3 separate regions of the Homo sapiens genome follow, and regions 2 and 3 are each linked to region 1. Evidence: chromatin contacts called from ENCODE Hi-C or POLR2A ChIA-PET data. All regions are on one chromosome and are shown on one strand. Each heading gives the region's core, a stretch centred on a gene start or an enhancer-like site at or near the end of the contact. The rest is flanking DNA. Distances are from core to core; before and after follow the strand shown. Region 1 overlaps ATXN7L1 (ataxin 7 like 1). Region 2 overlaps CDHR3 (cadherin related family member 3). Region 3 has its middle 54 kb from the start of SYPL1.

Region 1 (3,115 bases), core at 187-2,686:
GAGGCCTGAGCTAGCATCTCCTTCCAGCTCTGAAGCACTGGAGGATAATTCTTGGATCTCTAGTGTCCACAGACTCTTTCTGCAATGTCAGAACCACCCAAGAATACAGCACTGTCCTTGGCCTGGAGGGTCACTCTGCTCCTAGAAAGCAGGAAAAGGAAGAGGCCTTTATATACCTTCTCCCCAGGACACACAGGGCCTGCAGGCAGCCCTGGTGGGTGCCAGGTTACTTAGGGACAAGGTGACAGTGGCATGCTTTTGCCATTTGTCCCCAGCCAAGTGTTTTTCCACTGATGTGAAAGGAAAAAGATAATTTCTCTAGTGAGCCCTACTGCAAAGACTCTGAGGCAGCATTTCATCAAAGGGTGCTGGGAAGCACTGGGGAGACAGCAAAACCCAAAAACCTCCAGCTCCACTCAGCAAGGAGCTTGCTGCTTCTGTTTCCAGAGAGGCGGAAAAATGAATGAGCACTCAGGAAAGCCAACCTGATCAGTGGCACTTTGATAAGATGACAAAATTGCTCCCTCCTCCAGTCCAAATCCACTCTCTGTGGTGAACTATTATGGGAAGGAAGCATCAACTAATTAGAAGCATCTCTGGGACATGAGAAAAATCAGCACCTAAAATGCCTAAGCAGAGAGAATTCCTTGTTAAGAAGAGAGAAAACAAAACAAAAAACTGCTAGGATGTCACTTTGCCCAAGCATATTTATAAAGGGAGGAGGAGATAAGAATTAATTGGGACAGGAGCTTCTACCTAAGTGACATAAAAGACACAATTATTTTTGCTGCTTTTACAGATCAAGTGCCCCTTCCAGGTGGGGATAGAGCCCTGGCACCACCCACCATTTTGAAAAATGACTTTTAGTCTTCCGTAGTTCTAACTAAGCTTGAAATTAAGATGGTTCTTTTGTTTACTCCCCCTGTTGGGGAAGCTCTAACCACCTATCAAAAACACCAATGTCTGGATTATTTATTTCTCATTGTCCAACCTACGGGGCATAGAAGAGTTTTATGAAGCCAACATGTGAGGCGTTTCTCCCAAAGAAGCGTGGATGCACCTCCCCATATTGCAGAGCCCTTTTATACTATGGTCCTTTGATAATCTGGATTTTGACAGACAGAACTAATGCCTGACTTGGAGCAGGACAAAGAGCCCTGGAAGTCAGAGGCTTCATTCTTGTCACCCTCTTTCCTTTATAAGCTGCGAGCACTTGGGTAAGTCCCTTAACCTTGAGAAAATTCAATAAAACAAAGGGTTAGTGACTAATATATTACATCCTTTTTAAAAAACAAGTTGTGGTTTAAAAAGCCCCATATAACATGAGATCTACTGTCTTAACACATCTGTGAGTGTATAGTACAGTATTGTTAACCATAAGCACACTGTTGTAAAGCAGATCTCTAGAACTGACTCAGCTTGCACTACTGAAACTCCACGCCCACTGAGCAGCAACCTCACTTCCTCCTTCCTCCGGCCCCTGGCACTCAACCATTCTATGTTCTGCTTCTACGAGTCAACTGCCTTAGATACCTCATATCAGTGGAATCAGGCAGTATTGGTCCTTTATGACTGGCTTATTTCATTTAGCATAGTGTCCTCAAGGTTCAAATATATATCCTTACAATGATACTGACATGGTACTCACTGTTTCCATGGTAAGTGGTTACATATATTAACGTATTTAGCCCTCACAGAAACCCTTCAAGGTAAGGTGGCATGATTATCTCCTTTTGATAGATGAGGAAACTGAGGCAAAGGGAGGTGAAGTGAGGTGCCTATGCTTACCTGCTGTGTAAGTGGCTCCAGACTCCTTTTTTTTTTTTTCCAAGACAGGGTCTCACTCTGTTGCCCAGGCTAGAGCATAGTTATGCTATCATAGCTCACTGTAGCTTTGACCTCCTGGGCTCAAGTGATCCTCCCAACTCAGCCTCCCAAGTAGCTGGGACGAAAGGCACATGCCACCACATCCACCTAATTTTTTAAATTTTTTGTAGAGACGAGGTCTCACTATGTTGCCCAGGCTGGCCTCGAATTCCAGGACTCAAATGATCCTCCAGCCTTGGCCTCCCAAAGTGTTGAGACTACAGGTGTGAGCCACCACACCCAGCCCAGACTCCATTCTCTTGAACATAACACCATGTTCTTTCTGTACAGTTTAAAATTTCTATTTTAGCAAGTAGGCTCACAGAGATACTGAAGTCACTGAGGAAGATGGCAAAAGATGGGGCAGGGAGGATAAACGAGATGTGGTGTTGGAGAGATCTACCCTTGTATAGTTCAGAGTGGTCTTTCACAGCAGGAAGAGGATGGCCTTGGAGCCAGGGAGACCTGGGCCCAGTCCTGGCTCTCCCTTGCTCTAGGCCCTTGGGAAACACCAGTCACCAAAACTGGCAAGACCCTTGCCTTGTAGACATCACATGCTAGCAGGTGAGACAAACAACAAACAATAAGTATTCCCAATAATGTCTGCTATAGAAAGGGTAAAGTGTTATAAAAAAACAAACAAACAAAACACTGGTGCTGGGAAGGCTGGCTGGAATTGTAAAAAGGGTGCCACTGAGAAGGTGATATCTGAGCAGACTAGAAGAAGGTGAGAAGGTAGATTGTGAGGCTGGAGCACATCTAGGGGATGGTGTTCCGCACAGAGGGAAGAGCTAGTGCAAAGGTCCAGAGAAGGGGAGAGCCTAGGACGTATGAGGGAGAGCAAAGAAGCCAGCCTGTGTGCAGGAGCCAACGCGAGCCAGCGTAGAGGCACTGAAGCCGGGGATGGCATGGGGGCGGCGGAAAGGCTGTGCCAGTGACTCTGAGTGGTGTGGGAAGCTATGCAGGCTTTTGAGCAGAGGAGTGACATGAACTGATACTTGGCTTTTATAGTAATTTAGGTGATGGTGGCTCAGATCAGGGCAGCAGAAGTGGAGGTGGGAGAAGCAGTTGGTTTTGAACCTAACCTGTTTCCTAGTGGACTAGATGTGGATGGGAGAAAAAGATGGGAGTCAAGGATGACACCAAGAGTTCTGTCCAAAGCAACTGGAAGAATGAAGTGGCTATCAGCTAACCTAGAAAGGCCACAGATGAAGAAAGTTACGGGGTCCCTGAAAAGATATGGTGAAGT
Region 2 (2,882 bases), core at 183-2,682, 210 kb after region 1:
GCTTCCTGGCACTCCTCTCAGTTTCCCCTTCTTGTCTTACTCCTCCCAGACCCCATACGTGACTGCCCAAAGGCCCAAGAAAAGGGTGAACCCCCCAATTCCTGACTACAGTATGAGTCATAAAGCATATTAGTGTTGTTAGAAAAAATGCAGTCCAACTTTTCGACCACCTCTTTTCCTGAAAGCTGGTAGTGGGGGCAGGGAATCCCAGTCCTCTCTCTGGATAATAATAGATTAAATAGATTAAGTGCGTTTTGAAACGTGTCCTCAGGAATTCTCTTCTGCTCCATTCATCTTCTGTCTTTAAAAATATACCATCGTAGGGAAAAAAGAGCACCCCTCAATGGAAATTAGACCAAAATAGCTCATCTAATGAAGTGCTGGGGCCAGAGATTTAAACCCAAACAAGCAGAACAATTCCACGTGAGAGAGTAAAAATCCATCCCTGCTGCCTGCTGTGCCCTTGGCCGAGCAGGAACTTGAACAGTAGGAAGCCTCTCGAGCTGGCTGTGTCACAAAACCCAGGGGCAGAAACTGCCTCGAGACTGCAGTTGCCGAAGATGGAAACAATCCATACTGAGAGCCCTAAGGCCTTTATGGAGCATTTTGCTGTTAAGGGAGCAAAAATTGCATCATCTCCTGCTCCATTTACTGGTGTTCAGTCGGTAATGAGTCTGGAGCCAGTGGAGGAATGAGCGGGCATGTGCTTGGGCTGGCAGCCTCTCTGCCCCAGGCTCCCTGAGCTGAGCCATGAGCCCCAGCAGAGCTGTGTGTGTGTTTGGGGGTGTGATGGGGTGGGTTCAGGAGGACCTGGGACTGCAATTCCCGCAAAGCCAGGAGGCACCTTCCTTTGGAGGACTCCAGGGACAGCCATAACCAGTGTGACCCACTGGGTCCTGTGAAAAGCATGCAGTGAACTTGGCCTATGGCTAGGGATGTGACCTATTCTACCCTCTTGAAACCCACTCATTTGTTTGAGTGTGAATTACACGTGTTGTTACCAAATAATTGCCGGATGAGAAATCAGAAGGGGCTGCACCAGGGTTACAAAGTCTCTGCTTAATACTCAGCAAGATGGCACCTAGGCTAAGGGTGTTGTACTATTGTCCTTTTCTACTCAGCCTTGTTTGCAGCCACACTGGTTGTGAGCAAGAGTTTCTTTGTACTAATGCCATCTCTGGTGCAGTTAAAGCCTGTAGCATATAACTAATCCAGCTCTGGTGTATCAGAGACACAGTCTACACTTGAGGTGTGGACATTTGAGAAAAAGATTGAATGCAGTTTTCTTCTAAACCTTTATTTCTTACTCTCTTTTCTTCCTTTTACCAACACCCCTGCATCAAATCTCATTTAGGTAACGTCAACAATCATTTCACCTTCTCTCCCAATGCTGGTTCCAATGTCACACGCCTGCTGCTTACATCTCGCTTTGACTATGCTGGTGGGTTTGATAAGATCTGGGACTACAAGCTACTTGTCTACGTAACTGATGACAACTTGATGTCTGACAGGAAGAAAGCGGAGGCTCTTGTTGAGACAGGAACAGTGACACTGAGTATTAAAGTCATTCCCCACCCAACCACTATCATCACCACGACCCCCAGGGTAAGGGCTTTAGGACCTGGAATCCCCAGGCACATTCCCTTGTGAGTTATGTTGATGGACTTCTTTCCCCGGCCTGGAGGTATGTGGGGTGGACTGAAGAGTTGAGGTATTAGGATGTTGCCAAAAATGGCAACCATGGGCTGGACTGGAGTAGCTGCAGGGTGGCAAAAATCTGGTGAGACCTCAGACTCATAACCGCTAACTCAACCACTAACATTTCCTGTTCTGGTAGAGAAGAGTGTGTTGTTTGTGCAGAGACTTGTGAGAGATCAGACCTCAACCATCTGTGTGGCTTGTGGCACAGGAGCTGATTTCCATGGGCATGCTGCCAGTTGCTACCTTCACAACCCCTCTCTGCTTGTTCAGAAGAGTCTTTGCAAGTCAATATCCATGAAATTAGGTTGCTTGCTTACTGCTGGGTGCTCTTTCCCACATCTTTTGAAGAATCACCAGGTACCAATCTGTACCCTACACCCCACCTCCGCTCCAAAAAAATTCATCCAATCTACAAATATCGATTTAATGCCTATAGTGTGCCAGTCACTTTAGCAAACAAGCCAAAAATGATCCCTGCTCTCAGAAAGCTTATTGTATAGGCGAGTGATTCTCTAAGTGCGGTCCCTAGACCATCAGAATCAGCACCACCTGGAAACTGGTTGGAAATGCAAATTCTCAGGCCCAGCCTAGATTATTAAAGTTATAGGTTACCCAACCATGATCATCACCATGACCTCCAGGGAAGGATGCTGGAACCTGGAATCCCCAACTCTATCCCCTAACCTAATGAATCCGAAGCTCTGGAGGTGGGGTCCAGTGAGCTGTGTTTTCAATCAGCCTTTCAGGGAATTCTAATGTGCATTAAAGTCTGAGAGCCACTGATCTAGAGGGGGAGATAGATTACAAACAAGTATTCAAATTGACAAAGTAAATACAGACTGTGGGAAAGGGTAGGAAGAAAATGACCAGGTGCTATCACAGAATTGGCCTGGAGAAGGAAGGGAGAGCCTTGAATCTGACAACAGGATTATCTTCCCTGCCCCTTGGAGGAACTGGCTTGCATCTATGCTGACTCATCTGTCCCCTTTCTTCCTCCTCCTCTTCCTCCTCCTCCTCCTCCTCCTAGTAGAAGCTGCACCCCTGGTCAGCAGCCTGATACCTGCAGCATGCCAGAAGGAAGATAATCAGAACCTTAGAGAACCCACTATGGAGGTGGCCAGCTTCTTCTCAGAGTCTTGCCAGGAGCTGGTTCATGCTTCTCTCTCCCATGCTCGAGTCAA
Region 3 (3,075 bases), core at 511-3,010, 250 kb after region 1:
AAAAATAATAAATAAAAATAAAGAAGCAATTTGAGGGATACTTTTGTTGCTGTTAGCCACTGAGTTTTTTTTTTTTTTTTTTTTTTTAACAGTCTCATACTGTTGCCCAGGCTGGAGTGCAGTGGCATGATCTCAGCAACCTCCACCTCCCAGGTTCAAGTGATTCTCCTTGCCTCAGCCTCCCAAGTAGTTGGGATTACAGCTGCCTGCCACCACACCCGGCTAATTTATTTAGTATTTTTAGTAGAGATAGGGTTTCACTATGTTGGCCAGGCTGGTCTTGAACTTCTGACCTCAGGTGATCCATCCATCCCAGCCTCCCAAAGTGCTGGGATTACAGGCATGAGACACCACGCCCGGCCTAGCCACTGAGATTTTTGAGGCTATTTGTTATTGCAGCAAAACTTAATGAGAGCTTACTACTACACCCTCTCATCTTCCTCAATCTCTCCTCAAAGCTGCCTCAAAATTTAAAAAATTCTTTTATATACTCATGTGATACTTTCTCGCTTTAGGCCAAGTGAAAATAAAGGCATCTTCATAAACATTTGCTTTTTTTCTTGGTTCATGATATGACTGTACAAACTGCACTTGTGTATACGGCTTTAAACCCAGACTTCAGGCAGGGGGAACAGTCAGTGCAAAGGCCCCCAAGGCAGGGACGTCAGGAGTCCATGTGGCTTGGTCAGAGTAAGAAGGTGGGAGAGTGGTAGGGAGTGAGGCTCATGGAGTGAGAGGTGGGCAGTGTGGACCTGAGCATGGGCCCCAGAGAAGGTGCAGTTTCAGGACAGAAGCACAAGGTGGCACCGTGACACTCCCCTCAGTCACTGTGGACCGCATGTGCGGTGGTAGAGAAGACACATCTTCTTATCCTCCAAAATGGCTCTGCCAGGGAATGAAAGTCCAGCCGACTCCAGCAAATTAGAAACTGTACTCTTAGGACTGGAAAAGCTTTCGAGACCTCTCAATCAGGGAGGTTTCCATGTGGGGTCCATGATGCCTATGCATGGACTCCAGGACCCAGGGGATCCCCTGAATTGCAGTGTGCTTTTCAGGAGAAACCTCCAACATTTTCACTCCAAGGGGTCTATGACCCAAAAAAGGTGAAGAACCTCTGACTACCACTGGTGCTCCCACCAAGGCCAGACTTGACAAGAACTTCCTCAGCAACAGGCAGCCCCGGCCAATTCCACATTATTACCAGGTGCCTGGAGACCTGTGAGTCCTTTGCTATCTCAGTGGAGGCACCCAGTAATGCTTGGAACCGCTGGGCCTGAGGACACTCGGGCTCTCCTTCCAGAAACTAGAGCTTTTGTGAGGGGCCAGCAAATTTGCATACGTGCACCCGTGCACACACGCACACACCCCTCTCTCCACTGTCTTTAGATTGAAGAAATCACATCTTCTGCACATGAACGTCCTGTTGGTTCTCAAAGGTGCCTGGATGTTTCTGTGATAAGTAAAATATGATTGCACAATGTGGTTACTGAATTTGCAGTCACTTTGATCATTATATAGTTTCTCACCCACTGGATGTTTTATAGAAGTCTAATATAGAATTGATCTAATTGAAGTTTAATATATATTCGACTCTATGTGTCCAATATAATGAATGGGGCAGGGAGTCTGTCAGATATTTTGAGCTAAATGAGAAACTTCATAATCAAAATGGTGGGAGCCACAGTCTGGTGAAAGGGAGGGGTCGTGAGTGATGTCTGATGGCCAACAGGTGAGCTGGGACGGCGCAGGGGGCGCGGTGGGGGCAGGACAGGAAGCTGCGTGGGCAGCAGGTGGAGGGTGTGAGCAGAAGTGAGACTGGAGCCTGTGGGGTTGCTCAAGTGGAACTGCAGAAGGAGATCAAGAATGAGGGAAGATGCAAATTTTTAATTCAGCATCTTCTAAAAAAAAGTCCCAGAAATGACTGTATTTGCTATTGGTGTTTTAAAATATCCATTAAATACCACATTTGCCAGCATCACTTCTCTTATCCCGGCTGCTCTAGCAGCCTGAATTCTGCCTTTTTCTTCCCTGAGAGCTGGGCTCAGGGAACCCGCGTATCGACCTCAGGGGGTCAGGCCTGCAGGTGGGTGGCTCCCCTGGGACTCTTTAAAACCAAACCCCGAGCAGAAAGGAGAGGCTGAGGTTTGGGGCTCCTTTAAAGGCCTCCTCTCAGCTTGTCTCCAGTTCACTGCCTAAGAATGTCCTCCAGACACAGGCTCTGAGGCCAGAGCTATTGAATATTTATCAAGGCCTCCTGGCAGACGTGGGAGACTGAGAACAGGAAAATCAGGCCCAGGCGGGCATCTGTGGAGCCTGCCTGGGTGCTAGCCAGATGCTGCAAGATTCAAGTTGCCCGTTGACTCTGCAGAGCCTGCCCCGCCCTGTCCTCCCTCCTCGGGGAGGCGTGCATGGGCCTGGCTGCTGTCAGGGTGTTTGCTTCTTGTCACCATCCTCCATACTGACTTCCATTGCAAGCCCTGCCCCACTGTGGCTCCATTGTCTGCAGTGGCCTGGGCTGACCAGCTCAGCCTGGAGCCCTGCCCTGGGACGATGCGGGCTAACACAGTGACACAAAGCCCTGCTTTGTGGCCCTGACAGGAGGATTTATCATTAGCTGTGAGATGGTCCCTGGCAGATCCTGGCATGTGGTGAGCAGACAGATCTGTGCTGATCACAGTATTTTGAGTACCCCCAGTTGAATACAGCATCTGGGGCCCTCAAATCTGCCACATGGATCTTATGGCTTCAGGCTCACTGGCACCTTTTGTGTTGGCCGAAGTACGGGTAGGGGGTAGATTAGGAGCACTAGCTTGTACCCAGTGACGTCTGGGGGCTGGTTTACAGGAAAGGCACCCTAAGGTTGTGCAGGCCCTGACATGTGGTCCTCCTGGCATCTGGGGACAGCATGTCAGGTTTGGGGTCTGCCCATCCTTGCCTTGGGCACAGGTCCCCAAACAACAGCAGCATCCCTGTGGGTGGGATATCTGACCAGCAGAAAATGGAAGTGAATATCTCTTTGATCTTGGAGTGAGGAAGAATTTCTTAAAAATAACACACCAAAAAATCACAAATCAT

The links. Hi-C counts contacts between places; a loop is a spot of excess contacts on that map. ChIA-PET counts read pairs that join two places held with the same protein, here RNA polymerase II (POLR2A). Pooled maps may share reads with other maps.
Region 2: a map of CD8-positive, alpha-beta T cell shows a loop between it and region 1 (5-fold over the local background). The contact joins two enhancer-like sites. A Hi-C loop is called at or near these places in 2 of 168 maps with a recorded cell type or tissue (CD8-positive, alpha-beta T cell and naive thymus-derived CD4-positive, alpha-beta T cell), 8 of 37 single-sample maps with no recorded cell type and 15 of 50 pooled maps. POLR2A ChIA-PET finds 5 or more read pairs at or near these places in 3 of 52 experiments (CD4-positive, alpha-beta memory T cell, T-cell and activated CD4-positive, alpha-beta memory T cell).
Region 3: a map with no recorded cell type shows a loop between it and region 1 (13-fold over the local background). The contact joins two enhancer-like sites. A Hi-C loop is called at or near these places in 21 of 37 single-sample maps with no recorded cell type and 9 of 50 pooled maps. POLR2A ChIA-PET finds 5 or more read pairs at or near these places in 2 of 52 experiments (activated CD4-positive, alpha-beta T cell and activated naive CD8-positive, alpha-beta T cell).

Annotation. Positions count from the first base shown.
Region 1 is chr7:105,807,960-105,811,074 of GRCh38, forward strand. The region is part of intron 2 of ATXN7L1 (ataxin 7 like 1); the gene reads right to left. Among named protein-coding and RNA genes, the nearest start is that of ATXN7L1, 67 kb to the right of the region's middle. RefSeq lists enhancers at 957-1,026, 1,147-1,256. Within about 2 kb of position 1,437, at least 8 of the 41 ENCODE cell types and tissues checked have a DNase peak (open chromatin) inside an H3K27ac peak, as active enhancers do; they include CD8-positive, alpha-beta T cell, where a contact is called at or near this core.
Region 2 is chr7:106,020,844-106,023,725 of GRCh38, forward strand. It overlaps CDHR3 (cadherin related family member 3), which reads left to right. Exons shown (of 19, transcript NM_152750.5): 14 at 1,355-1,605. Among named protein-coding and RNA genes, the nearest start is that of CDHR3, 59 kb to the left of the region's middle. Within about 2 kb of position 1,433, at least 7 of the 41 ENCODE cell types and tissues checked have a DNase peak (open chromatin) inside an H3K27ac peak, as active enhancers do; they include CD8-positive, alpha-beta T cell, where a contact is called at or near this core.
Region 3 is chr7:106,056,316-106,059,390 of GRCh38, forward strand. No RefSeq gene overlaps it. Among named protein-coding and RNA genes, the nearest start is that of SYPL1, 54 kb to the right of the region's middle. RefSeq lists enhancers at 470-519, 1,030-1,079, 1,925-2,476, 2,160-2,319, 2,350-2,449 and a silencer at 2,790-2,909. Within about 2 kb of position 1,761, at least 17 of the 41 ENCODE cell types and tissues checked have a DNase peak (open chromatin) inside an H3K27ac peak, as active enhancers do.